2 separate regions of the Homo sapiens genome follow, and region 1 is linked to region 2. Evidence: chromatin loops called from intact Hi-C (ENCODE). Cell type or tissue: chondrocyte. All regions are shown on one strand. Links, peaks and the distances in the headings refer to the core of each region. The heading gives the core; the rest is flanking DNA. Region 1 has its middle 9.7 kb from the start of LINC01849. Region 2 overlaps NPAS2 (neuronal PAS domain protein 2).

Region 1 (14,812 bases), core at 3,064-11,063, 390 kb after region 2:
AAAGTTTTTCCTGGAGCCATGGGGTCAGATCCTGCTTGGAGTGCCATTAGATCATGTATAAATCACCTACAAAAGTCTCCTCCACTCTATATACTTAAAAATCCTTCCCACTGGGTGCACTGGCTCATGCCTGTAATTCTAACACTTTGGGAGGACAAGGTGGGCAGATCACGAGGTCAAGAGATTGAGACCATCCCGGATAACATGGTGAAACCCCGTCTCTACTAAAAATCAGAAAATTAGCTGGGCATGGTGGTGGACACCTGTAGTCCCAGCTACTCCAGAGGCTGAGGCAGGGGAATTGCTTGAATCCAGGAGGTAGAGGTTGCAGTGAGCCAAGATTGCACCACTGCACTCCAGCCTGGTGACGGAGGGAGACTTCGTCAAAAAAATAAATAAATAAACAACCTTCCCTTTGGTTGATATTTATTTATTTATTTATTTATTTATTTATTTATTTTTGAGACAGAGTCTCGCTCTGTCGCCCAGGCTGGAGTGCAGTAGCATGAACTCGGCTCACTGCAAGCTCTACCTCCCAGGTTCACACCATTCTCCTGCCTCAGCCTCCCAAGTAGCTGGGATTACAGGCGCCTGCCACCACGCCCGGCTAATGTTTTGTATTTTTGGTAGAGACGGGGTTTCACCATGTTAGCCAGGATGATCTCGATCTCCCAACCTCGTGATCCACCTGCCTCGGCCTCCCAAAGTTCTGGGATTACGGGTGTGAGCCACCGCACCTGGCCTGGTTGATCTTTATTTTTATTTTTATTTATTTATTTATTTATTTATTTATTTATTTATTTGTTTTTGAGATGGGCTTTCACTCTATTGCCCAGGCTGAAGTGCAGTGGAGGGATCACAGCTCACTGCAGCCTCAACCTCCCCAGGCTCAGGTGATCTTCCCACCTCAGCCTCCTGAGTAGCAGGGACTATAGGCATGTACCACCATGCTGGCTAATTTTAGTATTTTTTTGTAGAGACAGGGTTTCACCATGTTGCCCAGGTTGGTCTCAAACTCTTGAGCTTAAGAAATCTGTCTGCCTCAGCCTCACAAAGTGCTGGGATTACAGGTATGAGCCATTATGCCAGGCCCAGTTGATCTTTTTTAAACAAATAAAAGTGAATAAAAATGGTGTCGCTTTGGCCAGGCGCGGTGGCTCATGCCTGTAATCCCAGCACTTTGGAAGGCCGAGACGGGCGGATCACGAGGTCAGGAGATCGAGACCATCCTGGCTAACACAGTGAAACCCCGTCTCTAGTAAAAATACAAAAAATTAGCTGGCCTGGTGGCGGGCGCCTGTAGTCCCAGCTACTCAGGAGGCTGAGGCAGGAGAATGGCGTGAACCCAGCAGGCGGAGCTTGCAGTGAGCCGAGATTGCGCCACTGCACTCCAGCCTGGGCAACAGAGCAAGACTCCGTCTCAAAAAAAAAAAAAAAGAAATGATGTCGCTTCTTACCCACCTACTGTTCTACTTGCAGAACAAAAGATACAAACATTAATTTAAACATAATTGCCAAGAGAGGGCTTTCAAACATCACCAATTCTTCCTTCCTTCCTTCCATCCCTCCCTTCCTTCCTTGCCCCTTTCTTTCTTTAAATTACGTGCTTACCAGTTTTAGGGTAAGAACTATGAGAAGTTACAAATACAGGAGAACACTGGGAAAGTTCTGGGAGGAAACTGCATCCATTTGATAGAAGCCACAGCTTTACAAATCATCTCAAGCCCATCCTGTATGACTCAGAATTCATTTTGAAGAGATTCCCTCCCCATGTATTGTTTGCCGATTGAAGCATAAAAACATATCCACTAACACAAAGTTAATTCTCCCAAAACTTCTCACTGTCCAGATTATGTTCGGTGGAATATAAGCCACTGGATCTGCTGAGGCAAGTTAGGGAAGGGGAAGCAAGGAGCGTGGGAGGGAGTCCTCAAGTTCAGAGACTTCCATTCGGCTTCACGGCCTGTGCCTCTCTGGTTCTATTTTTCTCGTACTCATTCTAACACCACCAAAAGTGGAAAATGTACCTTGAACTCCAGTGACCTTCATCCACTCTCTTTGAATGTGGTCACATGCCTCTATGGGCTGGACATTATTCTAAAATAATTCACCTCTTGGAATCCCCGAGGATAGAAAGAATAACCCAGATGCAACAGAGCTCAGCACGTGGGCTAACATGGCTCCAACCGCCTCTTTCCATGCTGATGCTCTGCCTGTAACTTAGAGGGTGGGTCCATTACACGAGCTTATGAATACTCTGAGATAACCCAGTTGAGTGTGATGCAAGTAGAGGTTGTAGATTTTAAAAAGTCAAAGGACCCAGAATGTAATGCAGGTGGAGGAGAGTTGTCTTGGAAAGTGATAAAAGTCCCACTGTGACAACACAAAGCCCTCCTCTGCTTTATACTGCAAGACCCACCTCTGGCTAAGAAACCAAAAAGGTAAAGGTTGATCTAGAGGCAGAGATGGGTGTTTTTTAACATCCTAAGAAAAATGCGAGAGTACGATTAGAAAAAATAGATTATACAAGGAGGATGGTGTAATGGTGGAAACATAAAAGGGAGGAAAACTATATGAAATTCTCTAAATAAAAGCATTAAAAGATGTCATTTAAGAGTCTCCCCAAATTGTACTAAAAACCTACCTTAAGAGTTATGAGTCACGTAAGGCCCTGTTTGTAACTGCAAGTACTAGACCAAACAATTAATCCCAAATTAGCAAATCTTTCATGATGTCAAAGCTTCAATGCTTTCAAATACTAAGACGCTGCTGCTGACGACAGTGATGATGACGATGGTCACTATTATTGCAAGAGCAACAACAATGAAACTCTTCTAAGTAAACAAAACCTCAGCTAAGTACTGAGAAATCTTAGCTCATTAAATCCCCGCACAATCATAGGAGTTGGATCCTTTTCACAGATGAGAAAATGGAGGCATAGGAAGATTAAACACACTCGTTTGGCACCATGAGAGGCTGCCAAGCTCTGCTGTAGGTGATGATAAAAACAAAGATGAAGCCATCTGCTCCAGGAAGGTGGGTCCTTTCGGGGCAATTTGGAGTCACCCTGGGTTTCAGGGTCTAGTCCTCAGCCTGACATATTCAACAAGCTCCTTTGTTAATTCAGAGGTAATTGAGTCTCGAGAACTGTAGCAATTAACATAGGTTCAGATTTAATTATAAATCAGAATACCAAATTTTTAATTCAGAGGTTCCTAAACTTCCATTGGTTCATGGCTCAGTATTTTTTTCATTGTGCGCCTAAGTCAAAAGAAATACAGTTGACCCTTGAACAACAGGGATTTGAACTGCCTGGATCCACTTACATGTGACTTTTCTTCAACCAAATGCCAATTGAAAATACAATATTTAGGCCGGGCGCGGTGGCTCACGCCTGTAATTCCAACACTTTGGGAGGCCAAGGCGGGCAGATCACGAGGTCAGGAGATCAAGACCACCCTGGCTAACACGGTGAAACCCCATCTCTACTAAAAAATACAAAAAATTAGCTGGGCGTGGTGGCGGGTGCCTGCAATCCCAGCTACTTGGGAGGCTGAGGCAGGAGAATGGCGTGAACCCGGGAGACAGAGCTTGCGGTGAGCCAAGATTGCGCCACTGCACTCCAGCCTAGGCTACAGAGCAAGACTCTGTCTCAAAAAAGAAAAGAAAAGAAAAGAAAAGAAAAGAAAAGACAGTATTCTCCGGATGTTAAACCTGCCTATAAGACCTTTTAGGGCCAGGTGCATTGACTCATGCTTGTAATCTCAGCACTTTGGGAGGCTAAGATGGGTGGATTACCAGAGGTCAGGAGTTTGAGACCAGCTTGGCCAACATGGCGAAATCCCATTTCTATTAAAAATACAAAAAATAGCCGAGTGTGGTGGTGCACACCTGTAATCCCAGCTACCTGCAACGCTGAGGCAGGAAACCTGCTTGAACCCAGGAGAGGGAGGTTGCAGTGAGCCGAGATTACACCACTGCACTCCATCCTGGGCAACAGAGCGAGACTCTGTCTCAAAAAGACAAAAAACAAAACAAAACAAAACCTTTTATTTATTTATTTATTTATTTATTTATTTATTTATTTATTTATTTTTGAGATGGAGTCTTGTTCTGTTGCCCAGGCTGGAGTGCAGTGACATGACCTCAGCTCACTGCAACCTCCACCTCCCAGGGTCTTCAAGCAATGTTCCTGCCTCAGCCTCCTGAGTAGCTGGGACTACAGGCCTGCACCACCACGGCTGGCTAATATTTGTATTTTTAGCAGAGATGGGATTTTCTTATGTTGGCCAAGCTGATCTTGAACTCTTGACCTCGAGTCATCTGCTCACCTTGGCCCCCCACAGTGCTGGGATTACAGGCGTGAGCCAACACACCCAGCCTAAAAACACCTTTTCGTATAGGCAGGTTCTGCAGGGCTGACTGCAGGATTGAGTACGAGGATTTGGTTATTTGCTGGTGGTCCTGGCACCAATCCCCCGCATACACTCAGCGAGACTGTAACGACTTTTATTAAGCAGTTAGCGCCAAACAATTTATTTTTATTTTTATTTTTGTCAAACAATTTATTAAGGTTTTATGTCTTAAACTTTTAGATGCTTGACCAAATATATATGAAAAGTGAAAGGAAAATTACCTATTAATGTGAGTAAGTACCTGTTGGATGCTGCATAAGTCCTCCAACCTTGAAATTGGAGATACCTCTCCCTCATATCCTGCTCCACATTGATTTGAGCTCTACCTGCTTTTATCACAGCAACCGCTAAAAACCCAACTTCAGAAAGATCAAAGGAATGTAGCGCAAGCTAATATTGGAACTGCGAACTGTTGGGAGCTGGTGGTTCCTGAAGTATTCAATAAATGTTCAGTATTGCAGCGCTTCCCTTGAGAACTTATCCTGTGCCCACGAACTTGCTACTGGGTTCAGAGGCACTTCAGCAAATGGTTTAGGAACTGCAGCATTAATTTATACTGAGAAATAGAACTGCTACTTAAGAAAGATAACTGCCGGCCCAATGCGGTGGCTCACGCCTGTAATCCCAGCACTTTGGGAGGCCGAGGCTGGCGGATCACGAGGTCAGGAGATCGAGACCATCCTGGCTAACAGGGTGAAACCCTGTCTCTACCAAAAATAGAAAAAATTAGCCGGGTTTGGTGGGGGGCGCCTGTAGTCCCAGCTACTCGGGAGGCTGAGGCAGGAGAATGGCAAGAACCTGGAAGGCGGAGCTTGCAGTGAGCCGAGATCGCACCACTGCACTCCAGCCTGGGGGACAGAGCGAGACTCCATCTCAAAAAAAAAAAAAAAGAAAAAAAGAAAAACAAGAAAAGATAACTGCCAAGGGTACTGGACTTCTCACTTTTTTTGTTCCCAATAAGATTGAGAAACCAAATCAGAGTCAGAAAGCCTTTGGTGCCCAGAGAGATAATGTGGGGATGATAGATCCACCCCGACATGGATCTAGTTATTGCAGTTACTCTGTGTGTGTGTGTGTGCGTGTGTGTGTGTGTGTGCGTGTGTGTGTGTGTGTGTGGGTGTGTCTGGGTGCAGGCACGTAATACATTGTTTCATTTAGGTATCTCAAATCTCAGATGGAACAAAAAGTTGCAAGTTTGTGATGCTTTTCTGTAACATTTGCTAAAAGACAAAGGATTGATTTGTTAATTATTCAACTTTTTATTAAGTATAATTTTCATGTAAAACATGTAGCTGTATTTTGCAAGGTTTCTTTAAATTTTTCTGATTGTCATCTCAGAGAGAGTTACTTACCAAAGAAAAGTACTGGTTTTTAATTTTTTTTTTAAAGTTGTATTTTATATATATTCCAGGGATATTAACAGCCTTTTTCTTCTCAGGAAGTTGGTATATTCAGTATTTTAAATGTCAATAAACAGATTCAGGGAGTTAAAGATCTGCCTTCAAAATTAAAAGCTAGAAGGGTCAGGTTAAAATAACCTAACACACCTTCATCTATTGTGGGATAAAACTACAACATTTCATGGGTTCTAAGCATCCTCCCCTCATTGTTAATATCTCTGAGGTCAGGGTGCATCTTATGGTTACTGTGGCAGGTGGCAGCTGTGATCAAGTTGTCACAGGCCAGGCGCGGTGGCTCACGCCTGTAATCCCAGCACTTTGGGAGGCCAAGGCGGGTGGATCACGAGGTCAGGAGATCGAGACCATCCTGGCCAATATGGTGAAACTCTGTCTCTACTAAAAATACAAAAATTAGCCAGGCATGGCAGTGCATGCCTGTAATCCCAGCTACTCAGGAGGCTGAGGCAGGAGAATCGCTTGAACCAGGAGTCGGAGGTTGCAGTGAGCTGAGATTGCACCACAGCACTCCAGTCTGGCGACAGAGTGAGACTCCGTCTCGAAAAAAGAAAAAAAGAAAAAGAAAGTTGTCACTGCATGCCACCTTCTGGTGGGATCAAGAAAGCACCAGCATCAAAACTAGCAGAAAAGACACTAGAGCTGGACTCTGAATGGAAGGACATTTTTAGGAATACCTTTACCAACTTACAGGAAGACCTCATGTTATTGCACGTTACATACACTGTTTTTTACAAATTGAAGGGTTGGAGCAAACCTGCATCAGGCAAGCCTATCAGTGCCATTTTTCCAACAGCATGTGCTCACTTCATGTCTCTGTCACATTTTGATAGTTCTTGCAATATTACCAACTTTTTCATTATTATTATATCTGCTAGGATGATCTGATCAGTGATCTTTGATGTTACTGTTGCAATTGTTTGGGGCGCCACAAACCACACCTACACAAGATAAACAAACTTACTCGATACATGTTGTGTGTTCTGGCTGCATCACAGATGGGCTGTTTCCCTATCTCTCTCCCTCTCCTTCAGCCTCCCTATTGCCTGAGACACAGCAATATTGAAATTAGGCTAATTGGTAACTCTACAATGACCTGTAAGTGTTCAAGTGAAAGGAAGCATTGGACATCTCTCTTTAAATCACAATTTAGAAATGATTAAGCTTTGTGAGAAAGGCATGACAAAAGATGAGATAGGCTCAAAGCTAGGCCTCTTGCACCAAACAGTTAGCCAATTAGTAAATGCAAAGGATAAGTTATTGAAGGAAATTAAAAGTGCTACTCCAGTGAACACATGATGGATAAGAAAGCAAATAGTCTTATTGCTGATATGGAGAAAGTTTTAGTGGTCTGGATAGAAAATCAAACTAGCCACAACATTTCTTTAAATCAAAGCCTAATCCACAGGAAGGCTGTAACTGTCTTTAATTCTTTGAAGTCTGAGAGGTGAGAAAGCTGCAAAAGAAATGTTTGAAGGTAGCAGAAGTTGGTTCGTGAAGTTTAAGGAAAGAAGCCATCTCAGCTGGGCATGGTGGCTCGCACCTGTAATCCCAGCACTTTGGGAGGCCTAGGTGAGTGGATCACTTGAGGTCAGGAGTTTGAGATCAGCCTGACCAACATGGAGAAACCCCGTCTCTACTAATAATACAAAATTAGCTGGGTGTGGTGGCAGGCACCTATAATCCCAGCTACTCTGGAGGCTGAGGCAGGAGAATCACTTGAACCCAGGAAGCAGAGGTTGCAGTGAGCCGAGATCATACCACTGCACTCCAGCCTGGGACACAGAGTGAAACTCTGTCTTAAGTAAATAAATGAATAAATAAATAAATAAGCCATCTCCATAACACAAAAGTGCAAGGTAAAGCAGCAAGTGCTGATGTGGAAGCTACAGCGAGCTATCCAGAAGATCTAGCTAAGGTCATTGATGAAGGTGGTCACATTACACAACAGATTTTCAGTGTACATGAAACAGCCTTCTGTAGGAAGAAGACACTATCTAGGACTTGCATAGCTAAAGAGGGGAGGTCAACGCCTTGCTTCGAACTCCAAAGGACATACTCTTTTATTTGGAGACAAATTCTCTTGTTAGGAGCTAATGCAGCTACTGACTTTAAGTTGAAACCAATGCTCATTGACCATTCCAGAAATCCTGGGGCCCTTAAGAATTAGGTTAAATGTACTCTGCTTGTGCTCTATAAATGGAAAACCAAAGCCCAGATAATAGCATATCTGTTTACAGCATAGTTTACAAAATATTTGGAGGCCTATTGCTCAGGATAAAAAGATTCCTTTCTAAGTATTACTGCTTGTTGACAATGCACTTGTTACCAAAGAGCTCTGAAGGAGATGCACAAGGAGATGAATGCCGTTTCATGCCTGCTAACACAACATCCATTCTGCAGCACAGGGGTCAAGGAGCAATTCTGAGTTTCAAGTCTTATCATTTAAGACACTTATTTCATAAGGCTATAGTTGCCATAGATAGTGTTTCCTCTGATGCGTCTGGGCAAAGTAAATTGAAAACTTTCTGGAAAGGATTCGTCATTCTACATATATATATATACACATATATATGTGTGTGTGTGTATATGTGTGTGTGTGTGTGTGTGTGTGTGTGTGTATATATATATATATATATATATATATATGGATACAGAATCTCTCTTTGTCACCCAGGCTGGAGTGCAGTGGTGTGATCTCAGCTCACTGCAACCTCCACCTCCAGGGTTCAACCAATTTTCCTGCCTCAGCCTTGTGAGTAGCTGGGATTACAAGCTTACACCACCATGCCCGGCTAGTTTTTGTATTTTTAGTAGAGATGGGGTTTCACCATGTTGGCCAAGCTGGTCTCAAACTCCTGACCTCAAGTGATCTGCCTGCCTCAGCCTCCCAAAGTGCTGGGATTACAGACGTGAGCCACCATGCCTAGCCAGATTCATCATTCTAAATGCCATGAGGACATTCGTGATTGATGGGAGGAGGTCAAAACACCAACATCAACAGGAGTTTGAAAAAAGTTGATACCAATCCTCCTGGATGACTTTGAGGGGGGGTTCAAGAATTCAGAAGAGGAAGTCACTGCAGATGTGGTGGAAACAGTAAGAGAGCTAGAGTTAGAAGTGGAGCCTGAAGATGGGACTGAATTGCTACAATCTCGTGATAAAACTTTAACAAACAGGAAGTTGCTTTTTATGGATGAGCCAAGAAAGTGGTTTCTTGAGAGATGGAATGTACTCCTGGTGAAGATGCTGTGAGCATTGTTGAAATGACACATTCCACTGTTGAATATTCCATAAATGTACTTGATAAGCAGCAGCAGGGTTTGAGAGGATTGACTCCAATTTTGAACAAGTTCTACTGTGGATAAAATTCTATCAAACAGCCTTTCATGCTACAGAGAAATCTATCATGAAAGGAATCAATGAGGAAAACTTCACTGTTCTCTGTTTTAAGAAATTGCCCCAGCCACCACAACTTTCAGCAACCACCACCCTGATCAGTCAGCAGCCATTAACAGTGAGGCAAGGGCTGGGTGCAGTGGCTCATGCCTGTAATCCCAGCATTTTGAAAGGCCGAGGTGGTCAGATTGCCTGAGGCCAGGAGTTCAAGACCAGCCTGGCCAAAATGGCAAAACCCCATGACTACAAAAAATACATTAAAAAAAAAAATAGCCAGTCATGGTGGTGCACACCTGTAGTCCCAGCTACTTGGGAGGATAAGGTGGGAGAATCGCTTGAGCCTGGGAAGTTGAGGTTGCAGTGAGCTGAAATCGTGCCACTGAACTACAACCTGGGTGACAGAGCAAGATTCTGTCCGCCCCCCCCCCACCACACCACACATACACACAAATTGAGGCAAGACCATCTACCAGCAAAAATATTACAACTTGCTGAAGGCAAGATGTTTGTTAGCATTTTTTAATCAATAACGCGTTTTTTAATTAGGGTATGTACTTTTTTTACACACACTTAATAGTCTACAGTAATCATATAATGTAAACATATTTGTCATACATACTGAGAAAACTGAAACTTTGTGTGACTTGCTTTATTGCAATATTGAGTCTGGAACTGAGCCTGCAATATCTCTCTTATGCCTGTATTTTACCTTTTAAAAAATGTATGCACAAGAGGGATATGTAACAAAAATCTACATTCCATTTTGTCCAAGCAAGATCTTTTAAACATATAAAATAGAACCAAGGGAGCAGGGTGAAGAAGAAGAGGCGAGAACGACCCCCCCCGACCGACCAAGCCCACGGGCCGCTGCATCCCACGCCCAGCGCCTACGTCCTGCCACCGTCGCTGCCGATACCACCATGCCCAAGAGAAAAGCTGAAGGGGATGCTAAAGGAGACAAACCCAAGGTGAAGGACGAACCACAGAGAAGATCTGCGAGGTTGTCTGCTAAACCTGCTCCTCCAAAGCCAGAGCCCAAGCCTAAAAAGGCCTCTGCAAAGAAGAAAGAGAAGGTACCCAAGGGAAAAAGGGAAAAGCTGATGCTGCCAAGGAGGGGAATAACCCTGCAGAAAGTGGAGATGCCAAGACAGAGCAGGCACAGAAAGCTGAAGGTGCTGGAGAGGCCAAGTGAAGTGTGTGCATTTTTTTTTTTTTTTTTTTGAGATGGAGTCTCGCTCTGTCGCCCAGGCTGGAGTGCAGTGGCGCAATCTCGGCTCACTGCAAGCTCCGCCTCCCGGGTTCACACCATTCTCCTGCCTCAGCCTCCTGAGTAGCTGGAACTACAGGCACCCGCCACCGCGCCCGGCTAATTTTTTGTATTTTTAGTAGAGACGGGGTTTCACCGTGTTAGCCAAGATGGTCTCGATCTCCTGACCTCGTGATCCGCCCGCCTCGGCCTCCCAAAGTGCTGGGATTACAGGCGTGAGCCACCGTGCCCAGCCCATGTGTGTGCATTTTTGATAACTATGTACTTCTGGTGACTGTACAGTTTGAAATACTATTTTTTACCATGTTTTATAAAAATGCAGAATTTTGTTTTACTTTTTTTTTTTAAGCTATGTTGTTAGAACACAGAACACTTCATTGTTGTTTTGGGAGGACGGGGCATGTGTCACTAATAGAAAGTCTCCGAAGCTGGATCGATGTGGGGAAAACACCTTTCCCTTCCAGTTTTGAGAGACTTCCTCTTGGCTCCCAGGAGGAGGGATTCCCTGACTTTGACACACATGACCACCTTGGCACAAAAGCCTTGTGGTATGGAAAACAAATTCGTTTTTATGTCCTCTTCTCCCTTTCCATCTTTCAGCAGAAAATTAACTCCCTTAAACCCAGACATCTGCTGGGACCTGACCCTCAATCATTGGTTACCAGTGTGTCAGGCAATCTGGACTTTCCAGTGATGCCACTGAGATGGCACCTGTCAAAAGAGCAGTGGTTCCATTTCTAGATTGTGGATCTTCAGATAAATTCTACCATTTTCATTTCACTTTCTGAAAGTCAGGGTCGGCTTGTGAAAAGTTGTTAAACAACATGCTAAATGTGAAATGTCAACCCTCACTCCAAACTTTCCCTATTCAGAGCATGAGATGAAGACTTCATTGGGTTTTATAGTGGCTTTCTGATTTCTGGTAGTCCATTGAAGAAGAGAGTTTGAAAGTTGTTGTATACTGTTAACGATTGTCTGCCCATGTCCTGCCTGAAATACCATGATTGTTTATGGAAAGTATCTTTAATAAAGCTGCATACAGTTTGGCTTGGGAAAAAAAAAAAATAGAACCAAACTCTGTGCAAGTTCAGACTCATGCTGCACCACCAGCATCCACACTGGGTCATCTGTGAAGTCCTTCTCCAAGGCACACAGACAGTTGCTCAGCCTTTGCGTAAGGACAGCCCGGAAGTGGAGGGCAGTTCACTCCCCTGGGGCACCCTCAAGTGGTGGAGGCCAGGGTTGGGTGATAAAGCAAGATCCTCTCTGTGGGTGGACAACTCTGGGAGGTCATCTACATGCTTCTTAGAGGTTTCAAAGGGATTGAGTTTCCGCTGCCACCAGCCCTGACCTCACATTCCCACCCTTCTGTCAGCTTTTCCCTTTCCCTGCCTCTGTCTCTCAAAGCTCTCATGCCTTCATCTTTGTTTTTTCTGTTTTGTTTTGTTTTGAGAGACGGAGTCTTGCTCTGTTACTCAGGCTGGAGTGCAGTGGCACAAACTTGGCTCACTGCAACCTGCACCTTCCGGGTTCAAGGGATTCTCCTGCCTCAGCTTCCCAAGTAGCTGAAACTACGGATGTGCACCACCACACCCAGATAATTTTTGTACTTTTTAGTAGAGACGGAATTTCACTCTATGTTGGCCAGGCTCGTCTAGAATTTCTGACCTCAGGTCATCCGCCTGCCTTAGCCTCTCAAAATGCTGGGGTTACAGGCGTGAGCCACCACACCCAACCACATGCCTGCATCTTTGGATCTCCTCTCGAACAAACTGTACCCAAGTCCCCGCTCAGGCTCTGCATCTGGGCAGACCCAAACTAACACCTATGTGTCCCTTTAGTTCTGGCACTTTACTATAGACACATGACAATCAAGAACTGAGTACCACCTTTCTTACAGGATTACAATTTCCTTTTTTTTTTTTTTTTTTTGAGACAGAGTCTCTCTTTGTCAGCCAGGCTGGAGTGCAGAGGTGTGATCTCACTTCATTGCAACCTCCGCCGCCTGGATTCAAGCAATTATCCTAACTCAATCTCCCAAGTAGCTGGGATTACAGGTGTATTCCGCCGTACCTGGCTATTTTTTGTATTTTTAGTAGAGACAGGGTTTCACCATGTTGGCCAGGCTGGTCTTGAACTCCTGACCTCAAGTGATCCGCCTACCTCAGCCTCCCAAAGTGCTGGGATTACAGGGGTGAGCCACCGTGCCTGGCACAATTTCCATTTTGATGTGATTCATGAACTGCCATATTTTAAAATAAATTTAATTTTTTTAGTATAGTTTTAGATTTGCAGAAAAATTCAGAAGCTAGTACAGTGAGTGCTCATATATCCTGCACCAGTTTTCTCTCCTCTTAACATCTTACATGAGCATCGTACACCTGTTACAATTAATGAATCAGTATTGATACATAATTAGTAACTAAAGTCTATCTGCTTTCAGAGTTCTGTTGTTTCTGACTGATGCACTTTTTCTGTTCTAGGACCTTATCCAGGACACCATATTCCATTTACTAGTCAGGTCTTCTTAGGCACCTCTTGGCTATAAAAGTTTCTCAGATTTTCCTTGTTTTTGATGACGTTGATAGTTTTTCTAGTCAGCTATTCTGTAGAATGTTCTTCAATTTGGACTTGTCAGATGTTTTTGTCTTAATTGTGGTTTGGTTTTTTGGAGGAAGACCAAAGAAGTAAAGCGTCATTTTCATTACATCATACCCAGGGTCTGTACTACCAGTATGACTCATCACTGTTGATTTTGACCTTGATCACCCAGCTGAGATAGTGTTAGGTTTCTACACTATAAAGATACTCTTCCCAGCCAGGCGCGGTGGCTCACGCCTGTAATCCCAGAAATTTGGGAGGCTGAGATGGGTGGATCATTTGAGGTAAGGAGTTCCAGACCAGCCTGGCCAACATGGCAAAACCCCATCTCTACTAAAAATAAAAAAATAAAAAAATTATTGTTGGGTACCTGTAATCCCAGCTACTGGGGAGGCTGAAGCAGAAGAATCACTTGAACCCAGGAGGCAGAGGTTGCAGTGAGCCGAGATCGAGCCACTGCACTCCAGCCTGAGCAACACAGCAAGACTCCAACTCAAAAAAAAGAAAAAAAAAAGGTACTCTTCCCACCTCCCTTTTCATATTGTACACTTTGGAAGGAAGTTGCTATGGACAACCCACCCTTAAAGAGTGGAATATCTTAAGTAGAGTATCTCTACGTTATTTGGAATGCTGCCTGGGCGATGGTCTCTTCTCCTCCACTTATTTATTTATTTATTTATTTCCATTCATATATATATATATGTGTGTGTGTGTGTGTGTGTGTGTATACATATATATGGGTTTCTTTGTGTTTTTTGTTTGTTTGTTTGTTTGTTTAGCTGAAGTTTCGCTCTTGTCACCCAGGCTGGAGTGCAAAGGCGTGATCCCGGCTCACTGCAACCTCCACCTCCGGGGCTCAAGCAATTCTCCTGCCTCAGTCTCCTGAGTAGCTGGGATTACAGGTGCTTGCCACCATGCCTGGCTAATTTTTGTATTTTTAGTAGAGATGGGGTTTCACCATATTGGCCAGGCTTGTCTTGAAATCCTGACCTCAGGTGATCCTCCCGCCTTAGCCTCCCAAAGTGTTGGGATTACAGGTGTGAGCCACGCGCCTGGCAACTTATTTATTCAATCATTTTTTTATCAGTATGAACTCATAGATATGTACTTTATATTTTGGGTTATAATCCAATATTTATTATATTGCCCAAATTGTTCCGGCTTTAGCTATTGGGAGATCTGTCAGTTGGCTCCTGGACCTCTGACGTACTCTCATCATTGTGGTTTTGTGTTTGTTTGTTCAGCAGTTTTTTGTGTTCTGGAATTACAAGATGCTCCAGGCTTATCCTGTATATTTCCTGCTTCAGTTTTAGAATCAGCCATTTCTTCAAAGAGCATTGGTTCCTTTTTTGGAGAAAAATCAAGATCTAAGTGGCAGGTATGTTCTTTGCTACTGGGGTGTCATTCCTCTTTCAGCCTCCCTCAACTGACAGAGCAAGGAAATGTGCGTGTGTATACTACCCAATGCATATACATTACCTAAATATTTCTGTTCATAAGCATCTGTATCTATATTAAACTAAACAGGAGTGGCCAGGCACGGTGGCTCATGCCCATAATCCCAGCACTTTGAGAGGCAGAGGCAGGTGGATCACTTGAAATCAGGGGTTCGAGACCAGCCTGGCCAACACGGTGAAACCCTGTCTCTACTAAAAATACAAAAATTAGCTGGGCGTGGTGGTGGGCACCTGTAATCCCAGCTACTCGGGAGGCTG
Region 2 (8,000 bases), core at 1-8,000:
GCAGGGGGCGCCTGGAGGAACAGGGAGGCCTGGAGGAGCAGGGGGACCTGGAGGAACAGTGGGGGCCTGGAGGGGCAGGGGGCGCCTGGAGGAGCAGAGAGGCCTGGAGGAGCAGTGGGGGCCTGGAGGAGCAGGGGGACCTGGAGGAGCAGGGAGACCTGGAGGAGCAATGGGGGCCTGGAGGAGCAGGGAGACCTGGAGGAGCAGTGGGGGCCTGGAGGAGCAGGGGGCGCCTGGAGGAGCAGGGGGCACCTGGGGCAAGGGACAGTGAACAGCAGTGGCTGCTCATGTGGGTAATGGTTAAAACCAGAGTAGATGGCGGGGACCATGGACGTTGAGTGTTGGGACATTCAGCTGCCAGTGGGTCTCTGGGATGGCCATATCTGCCTCCAACCCTAAGTCAGCATCAAAGGTGAACATTTCAGCCGAGTGATATCTTTAAGCACGAGAGCAAGGGACTGAGGTGGACATTTATAAAACACAGAAGGAAGCCAATACAACTTGGGGTTTCAAAGTGACTTTAACAGAAGAAGGAAAAGAAGGCTCACTCCCAAATCTACCCTCAGTCCATAACGGAACAGGGCAGTAGGCCTCAGTTCACGTAGGCTGCAGGAATCAAGTATGTCCCAAACTGCAAGAGGGTGTCTGCTCTAGAGGCAAGGAGTGAAGCTGGCAAGGAGCACATTTACCTGGGTTGATATCACACTTGATTCTCTGAGCAGGTGCTGGCTTGTGACCTGGGCAGAGGAGATCTGCCCTGGAAGTTGGGGGCCCGCCCCGAGCTGGGGCTGAGTCACTGCAGCTGACCTTTGCTGTAGCTGCTGCTGAGCCTCAGGTCGCTGGGTGCTGCTGAAGCTCAGGGATACAGCTGGCTGCTGCAGGAACATCTGGGAGCAGAATAGAAATGCCTGTGAAGTTGGGGTCATGGGTACCTCACCAGTGTGCACCTCCTTTGCATTCCCTGTGCCAGTAAGAACTTTCTTGCTCTGAGCTGCCTAGAAATAGTTCATTTACTCCACTGGTGGACATGGAGCACCTGTGATGCCCCAAGCTCAGTGTCAGGCACTGGCCACAGAGCCATGGGCTGGAGAGACACTCTCTCTGCCTTCATGAAGGTTACAGGCAAGTGACTGAGGCCTAACAATGTGAAAGCTGTTTAGACCCAGATGTTCTCTAAATAATGTGATGTACTTGTTTAGAGTCGAGGTTGGCTTACCAGCTTCTTCCTAGAAGGGAGAAATACCTGGTGAGTGGAATGCATGATGCAGTCATGATAATATTGCCTCATGATATAGGGGCAGAGGGATGGCTCACCTGTGGCATGGGCCACATTGCCCTCGCAGTAGGACCAGGCTCTGTGTTTGCCCTTGAATCTCTGACCAGTGACTCGTGTCTGTACCCACATTACTGTTGAGAATTTTCAATCCAGTGCTCTCAGCTGAGATGGCAGATCTGTCATTAATTAAGGAACCACATACCCAGGCAGGCCAATAACATGGATATGATCACATAACATTAAGTCCATGCACTTTAAAATTATGTTCAAGTTTTGTAATCATCATGATCATCTCTGTGTTTTGTTACCTAAGGTGTCTCAGAGACATTTAAAAGGCCATGGGATATTAGCTTGGTGGTTTTAATTTGAAAGATTTAAGAGAATTTGAGGTGTTCTTGAGAATCCTGATTTAGTTCAAATAAGTTTGGTGTATTTGATTTAAAACAGTTGTTTACGCTGGGCGCTGTGTCTAACGCCTGTATTACAGCACTTTGGGAGGCCAAGGCGGGCAGATCGCTTGAGGCCAGGAGCTTGAGACCAGCCTAACCAATATGGTGAAACCCTGTCTCTACTAAAAATATAAAAATTAGCTGGGCATGGTGGCGCACGCCTGTAATCCCAGTTATTTGGGAGGCTGAGGCAGGGGAATTGCTTGAACCTGGGAGGCGGAGGTTGCAGTGAGCCAAGATCGTGCCACTGCGCTCCAGCCTGGGCAACAGGGTGAGACTCTGTCTTAAAAATGAATAAATAAATAAAACAGTTGTTTAGGTGCTTAGAAAGATTTTACTTCTTAGCTTTATAAGTCTGCCTTGTTAGGTACATAAAATGCTTGAAAGATTCAGATAAATTAAATGTGTAAATGAATAGTTTTGGTAGATAATGTTGATTATTCACAATCAACCTATCAACTAATTGAACATAAATAAAAATCTAGTTAGAGCATTGCTCTTTTTAGACCAAATTAGTAGATTCATAAATAAAACGGAATCTGTCAGTTGACTCTAAAGTTTTAAGAAAGACAACTTTTGTAATTTTAATAATAATTTAATGACAGACCTGAAACTGGCTTTTTAAACAAAAGTACCTCTTGGGTATTAAAAACATCAGATGGCACTGTGTCTATCATGATTCTCAACATACACTGTTCCAGTCCATCAGGCCCTTAGCCTGGAGTTCTTTAGGGGGAAGGCTCTCTGGCTCCCAGCATCTGACGTTTTTCACCCCATTCCTGTACTCAGTGCAGTCCCACCTCATATGCAGTACAGGACCGACAGGCTGACATCTGCTGAGTGTCAGCGCAGGTTTGGAGAGGCAGGCGAGGATCCCACCATGCAGGCGCGCTGGGGAGACTTACGGATCAGTTCGCTCAAGCATCTGTTTCATGGGTGGGGTCGAGCCACTTACCAGAGGCCCGAGATGGGCAGGTGGCTGAGCTGGGGCTGGGTTCTGATCTTTCTACCATCCCACGGGACCTCCCCAAACTCCTCTCATGCCCCACCCACCACAGAGAAGCCTGCAGTTTTGAAATGAGGACTCCTTGTCACTTTAGAAATTAAGAAGAATTTTCTGGGTATCCATCATTTTACACATTTTGAGGATTCATGTTTCATGCAATCCCAGCTCCCTATTAAAATAAGACTCATTTATAGCACATAGGGCAACCTATACTTCATCACTTCAGCAAAAACCTAGTAGTCAAACCCAATTACCATGCGTTTTTCTGGTAGGACACAATTTACCTTTTGATTAGAGTTTGAATAAATCCAACCTTTATTGATGAGAGGCAGTATAATTTACCTTAAAGCAGACCTATCTTAGCTCAAATTCCCACCCTACCATTTACTAGCAGTATGGCCTTCGGCAATTTTAATAACTTTTCAAAGCCTTAGTTTCCTCATTAGTAAAAAATAGTGACATTAAAAAAAAATAGTGACATTAAGAGCATATATCTTATTAAGGACTAAATGAAGTTAATGCATATAAATGACCTGAGACATAGTAAGTACTGAATGAATGTCAGATAATAACATTCAAAATGAAAAAAGGAGCTTTTTCCTCCTTCGCCTCTTTGGGCATATAAAAACTGTTTGATAAATGAATGAATGGAATAAATGCATGTATGAATGAATAAACATATGAATGGTGCTTTCACTCAGAGAAGGGCAAACTATGTCTGCTGGTGTTATTTATGTAACAGACTGTAACAGCAAGGTGTGCTACTCTGTCCCATCGATGTATATCCTCTGACAGTAGAAACCCTGCCCTGTTTATCTTTCTGTATCCTCACAGTGCTTAACCACGTGCCTGGTAAATAAAGGGTGTCTGTCAGATGGATGGATGGACTAAAGGATGGATGGAAGGAAGAAAGGACGGGCAGAAGGATGTATAGAAGGGAGGGTGGCCAGAAGAAAGGATGGACAGATGGCGGCTGGATGGAAGGACGGATGGAAGGATGGACAGATGATGGCTGGATGGAAGGATGGATAGATGATGGCTGGATGGAAGGAAGGAAGGACGGATGGAAGGATGGATAGATGATGGCTGGATGGAAGGAAGGATGGATAGATGGATGGATGAACCAGTTGAGGAACACGTCATTTGCCATTGCTACAGGTGTCCTTCTAGGCATTCCTTTGAGCAGCCAGCAGAGGGCGCGCATGCTCTCAAAAAGAGCAAGAGGCAGCCTTGGAGGGGGCGATGGGCCTTTCAGCACAACAGCTCTTGTCCAGGTAGCCCCATTTTCATGACCCCATCCAGGTGCAAACACCAACAGCCCTTCAGGACTTCTTCCTCATAACCCAAGGTTTTTTTGAAAAAAAAAAATAGTAAGCATCACAGGCACATATAGCCTCGACGAAAGTTTTGAAGCAATGAAGTAAAGCATCACAAGTCCACTGAGGTTGGGATAAAGGCCACTGGGTGGGGGACTGGTTCCTGGTTTGCTGCTGGGCACAGCCGTACTTCTGTTTATCAACAATAAAGTAGAATTTTGTGGCTTAAGGAGATGGTGACTTAAAAGGGCTCTGAGGTCAACTTTATAGAAAACATAAAAAAAAAAAAAAGTTCTCCAAGTGGGAAAAGTTATCAGAGAAAACAAACCAACAACTTCTAATTTTCAAGAACAAACCAATCCTACACTCACAGATGATTTTTCATTAGTGTTATCTGCTTATTTCTACAAATACTTGTCATTACAGGACATTTTAGAAGTATACAAAATAGACAAGTAATATAATGAAACCTTGGCATCACCATTAGGCTTCAACAATCATCAGTGTTTTGTCATTCTTATTTTATCTATCCCTCTACTTTTGGGGGTGGGCTGGAGTCATTTCTACTTGCTTATTCTTCACACTTGAATCACACAGTTTAGTTTAAAAAAAACAAATATCACATTTTGGAACATATTTCTTTAAGTCTTACAAAAAAACAAGGCAGGCTCCTTGAGGAAATATCCTCTGTCTCGACTATCTGTGGATTTCCATGATCTCTGGAAAATTCCACTGCAAAGATAAGGCCTCAGGAATGAACACAGGGCAGGAAGGCACCGGAGGGTGCAATTCCCATGCCGGCCGGCTCAGAACATCCCTCAGTGCACTGTGGCATAGGTACTTTGGGGTTAACCAAAGGCATAGGTCACAAGGAGGAAAAATACTTTGTTATAACAGGAGTGAAAGCGATAACCTTGCTGCCTGTTATTTTAAAATTCAGAAAAGGCAGGAAGTAGAAAAACTCCAGGCACTGAGGGGGATGTTCATACGCCTACCTCAATTTTAGCAGTTTCTGGCTCGATTTCCCCCTTCCTGTTAGTGTAAAAATTCCATTAAAGTAATTGGAGTCAGGCAAGCATTGGGCTCCCAGTCAGGCCCTGGATCAGTGAGAAAAATATTCCAGCTGGGAAGGCGTAAGTCAAAAGCCACTTTTTACCTATTCTGGTAAAAGGTGGAATGGCAGCTCGGTGACTCCATTTCTTTTCACGAGAAGGCCGAGCCTTTTTCTGGTCAATTTAAGGGTGCACTGAGGAGGTGGGGAGAGCAGCAGGGCTCTGGCATGGCCCAGGCTGTCTGAGTGAAGCCTGCTCAAGGCGCACACGCCGTGTCTTGAGGGGAGCAGGTGGGGAGGTGGCCTGTCCAGGGCGGGGCTCTTCTCTTTAAGGTGAGCAGCCACCTCTGAGAGGCCTGTGCAGGGGCAGGAAGGGGAGGGACAGTGAGCATCTAGAAAGCCACCAGGAGTGCCCCTGAGGGCCAGGCGGAGCTGCTGGGACCTCAGCGAGGCAGGATGGCCAAATGAGCATCTCCCTAAGCCCCCAGACACCTGCACCACTGTGTATTAATCTCAGCGTGCACCGGCTCACGGCGCTGTGCCCCGACAGAACCCGCCTGTCACCTATGGTAGGTGTGGCTGCACTTCAGAAGCTGTGTGGCCAGGGGAGGGTCTGCGTAGATGGTGATGGGGGAAGCAACAGGGACAGTGCTCCAGCAGAGATGTTATTTCTGCTTCTTTCTGTCCCTTCTAAGGGTCTCCAAATGCTTAGTGCTCCCAGGGCAGACGCCAAGGTTAGCTAGAGTTACATTTACAATCAAAGGCTGGGTCAGAATCAGGCACTTCTGAAGATACACAGTCCTGGACTAATGTAAGTAAAACATTATATATTATTAAAAGAGATCCAATATGTAAAGGTTTTCCTCCAAAACAAAACAAAAAACAAAACAAAACAACACCTCTCCAAACAATTCTAATATCTGGGGGTCACAGTGAGAGCTGCTGCTGCTAGGCTTTGCAGAGCTTCCCTGCTGGCACACCACAAATGGGGAGCCACCCAGCTCCCTCTGCAGTCTCCAGTAGGCTGTGATATGGATATCATCATTTCCCACATCTCCCTGGATGCCTGCGTTGGATGAGAAACAACAGAGCTGCTTCCATCTCCTCCTGATGGCAGCCTGGGCTGGGAGCTAGGAAAGCAAAGTTATAGAGGTGCAGGGAGGTACTACCCAGGACCGAGGCAGGCATCCATGCAGGGCAATCCAACGCCAAGTGCACAAGTGCAAACGTAGGTGGAGGCAGTGAGCAGATGTGCCTGTCAGAGTGAGGGGCGAGGGAAGAGGACATCAGGGGTGTGGCCTGGAGGCAGGGATGGGGACCGGGATTTGTTCCTTGTCCTTTGCAGAGACTGCAATATGCTTTCATAAGCAAATGGGGCTTGGCAGGGCAGTTCACAGGGCTTGGGAGGAAGTCCTGGCTGCCCGGAAATGGCGGCAGGACCCCTTCCCACACAGCAGCAGGGACAGAGGCCAGCCCGGGAAGGGGATCACCTGGACGTTGGAGTCCTGGACCAGGCAGAGCTGCTCCTGGATCTTGTGGAGCTCTTCCTGTTGCCACCGGATATTGGCCTGCAGGATCCGCGTCCGCTGCTCTAGCTGGTCTTTGATGGTCTGGAACATGCTGAACTGTGCCGAAAACTTCAAGGTGGAGCCGAAAAACATAATCAGATGAAAGAGTTATTTCAGCCTTGCAGGCAGATCTTGCTGCTGCTCGGTCTGTACACTTCATTTCCGTCCCTTAGCCGTCTTTCCCAGCATCCCTAAGGAGCCCACGGCTGGGTCCTGGGCAGTGAACAGGGGCTGCAGATGAGGTCTGGGCATCCTGGGGGCCCCTGCACCAGTCTTTCTCAGGCTGGCTATGACAGCAGGCCCACCTGAATCTGCAGACCTGACTTACTGCCCTGCAGTCCGGGAGGGCCACAGAATTGGGACAGGATTTTGTAAGCAATGTTCACAAACTGATATTCCAAATTTAGAGAGATGAACAAATGGTTCTGGAGATGAATGTCAAAAGCAGGACATCAGAGAGTCCCTTTTCCCCCTCATTTAGGGCATAGCAGTTTGTACGTGACAGCTTCACAGGCATTTTTGGGTCCGGTCGTTATCCTAAATCTGATCCTGGCTCTCTCCAAAACAGCCTGGGATCATCAAGAACTTTTCATTCCCCCTCACCCTCCCCTCTCCAGCCTTACTTGCTACTATGCACGTCTCGGAAATCTGTGCAAAAAACGAACAAAACAATCACCCAGTCTTTGCCCCGAGGGCCCCCTCTCCAGTGTGACTGACCTCGGGGTAAAGACACGGTGATTGTTTTGGGTCTCCCCTTCCTTTGGACCCTTAATCCTTTCTGGGGAAGGAGGCTGGCCTTAGGAAACTTGCAGGTAGTCTCTGCCTCCTGTCCCGTCTCCCTCAACACAGGCTCCTCCGCTTCCAGGAAACACTGTTTGGGAGGGATGGCAGGAGGGGCCTGCAGCCCCTGCTCTGGGCTCTTCGGGGCTATGACTCCCATATCTTGAGGCAAATGAGTTTGCTAGATTCATTCTGTTTTTCTCTTTCTCCCTTTTTACCATGATTTAACCTCCACTCCCTCAATCTCTAGCCCAACAATCTCCCTAGTCTGTTTCCTGCCCGCTGTCTTTTGCAAATGCCCCCAGGGCCTCTCTCTTTTCCTCTGCCCTTTGACCTCCCAGACACAGGGAGGCAAGGAGAGCAGGAGAGTTGAGAAACAGGATGAAATAACTGAAAGCATAGCTTTTGAAGCAGCAAAATAATAATAAAAAGAACCAGTAAGAGTAAGAATAGCAGGTGCTGACATGTGCAGAGACCCTCAGGTGCCAGCTGCTGCCCCAGGCAAGTAGAGGTACGTGTGTTGTGCTTCACGACGAGCCCATGCCACCCCAAGA

Evidence for each region. Peaks named below come from ENCODE experiments on the same cell type or tissue, not always from the same donor. Only the 100,000 strongest peaks of a DNase experiment are listed, where the experiment ranks them.
Region 1: a loop joins it to region 2, with 5 times the contacts of the local background. A loop is called at or near these places in 61 of 110 quality-filtered maps.

Annotation. Positions count from the first base shown.
Region 1 is chr2:100,586,662-100,601,473 of GRCh38, reverse strand. It overlaps the pseudogene HMGN2P22. Among named protein-coding and RNA genes, the nearest start is that of LINC01849, 9.7 kb to the left of the region's middle. In chondrocyte, for the core only: CTCF peaks have their summits at 6,216 and 6,422 (motif pointing left); no DNase peak of the experiment used is centred there.
Region 2 is chr2:100,980,966-100,988,965 of GRCh38, reverse strand. It overlaps NPAS2 (neuronal PAS domain protein 2), which reads right to left. Exons shown (of 21, transcript NM_002518.4): 16 at 6,589-6,735; 17 at 690-887. Among named protein-coding and RNA genes, the nearest start is that of NPAS2-AS1, 7.8 kb to the right of the region's middle. RefSeq lists silencers at 3,869-4,008, 3,893-4,088 and enhancers at 5,020-5,519, 5,520-6,021. In chondrocyte, for the core only: CTCF peaks have their summits at 3,706 and 3,933 (motif pointing right); no DNase peak of the experiment used is centred there.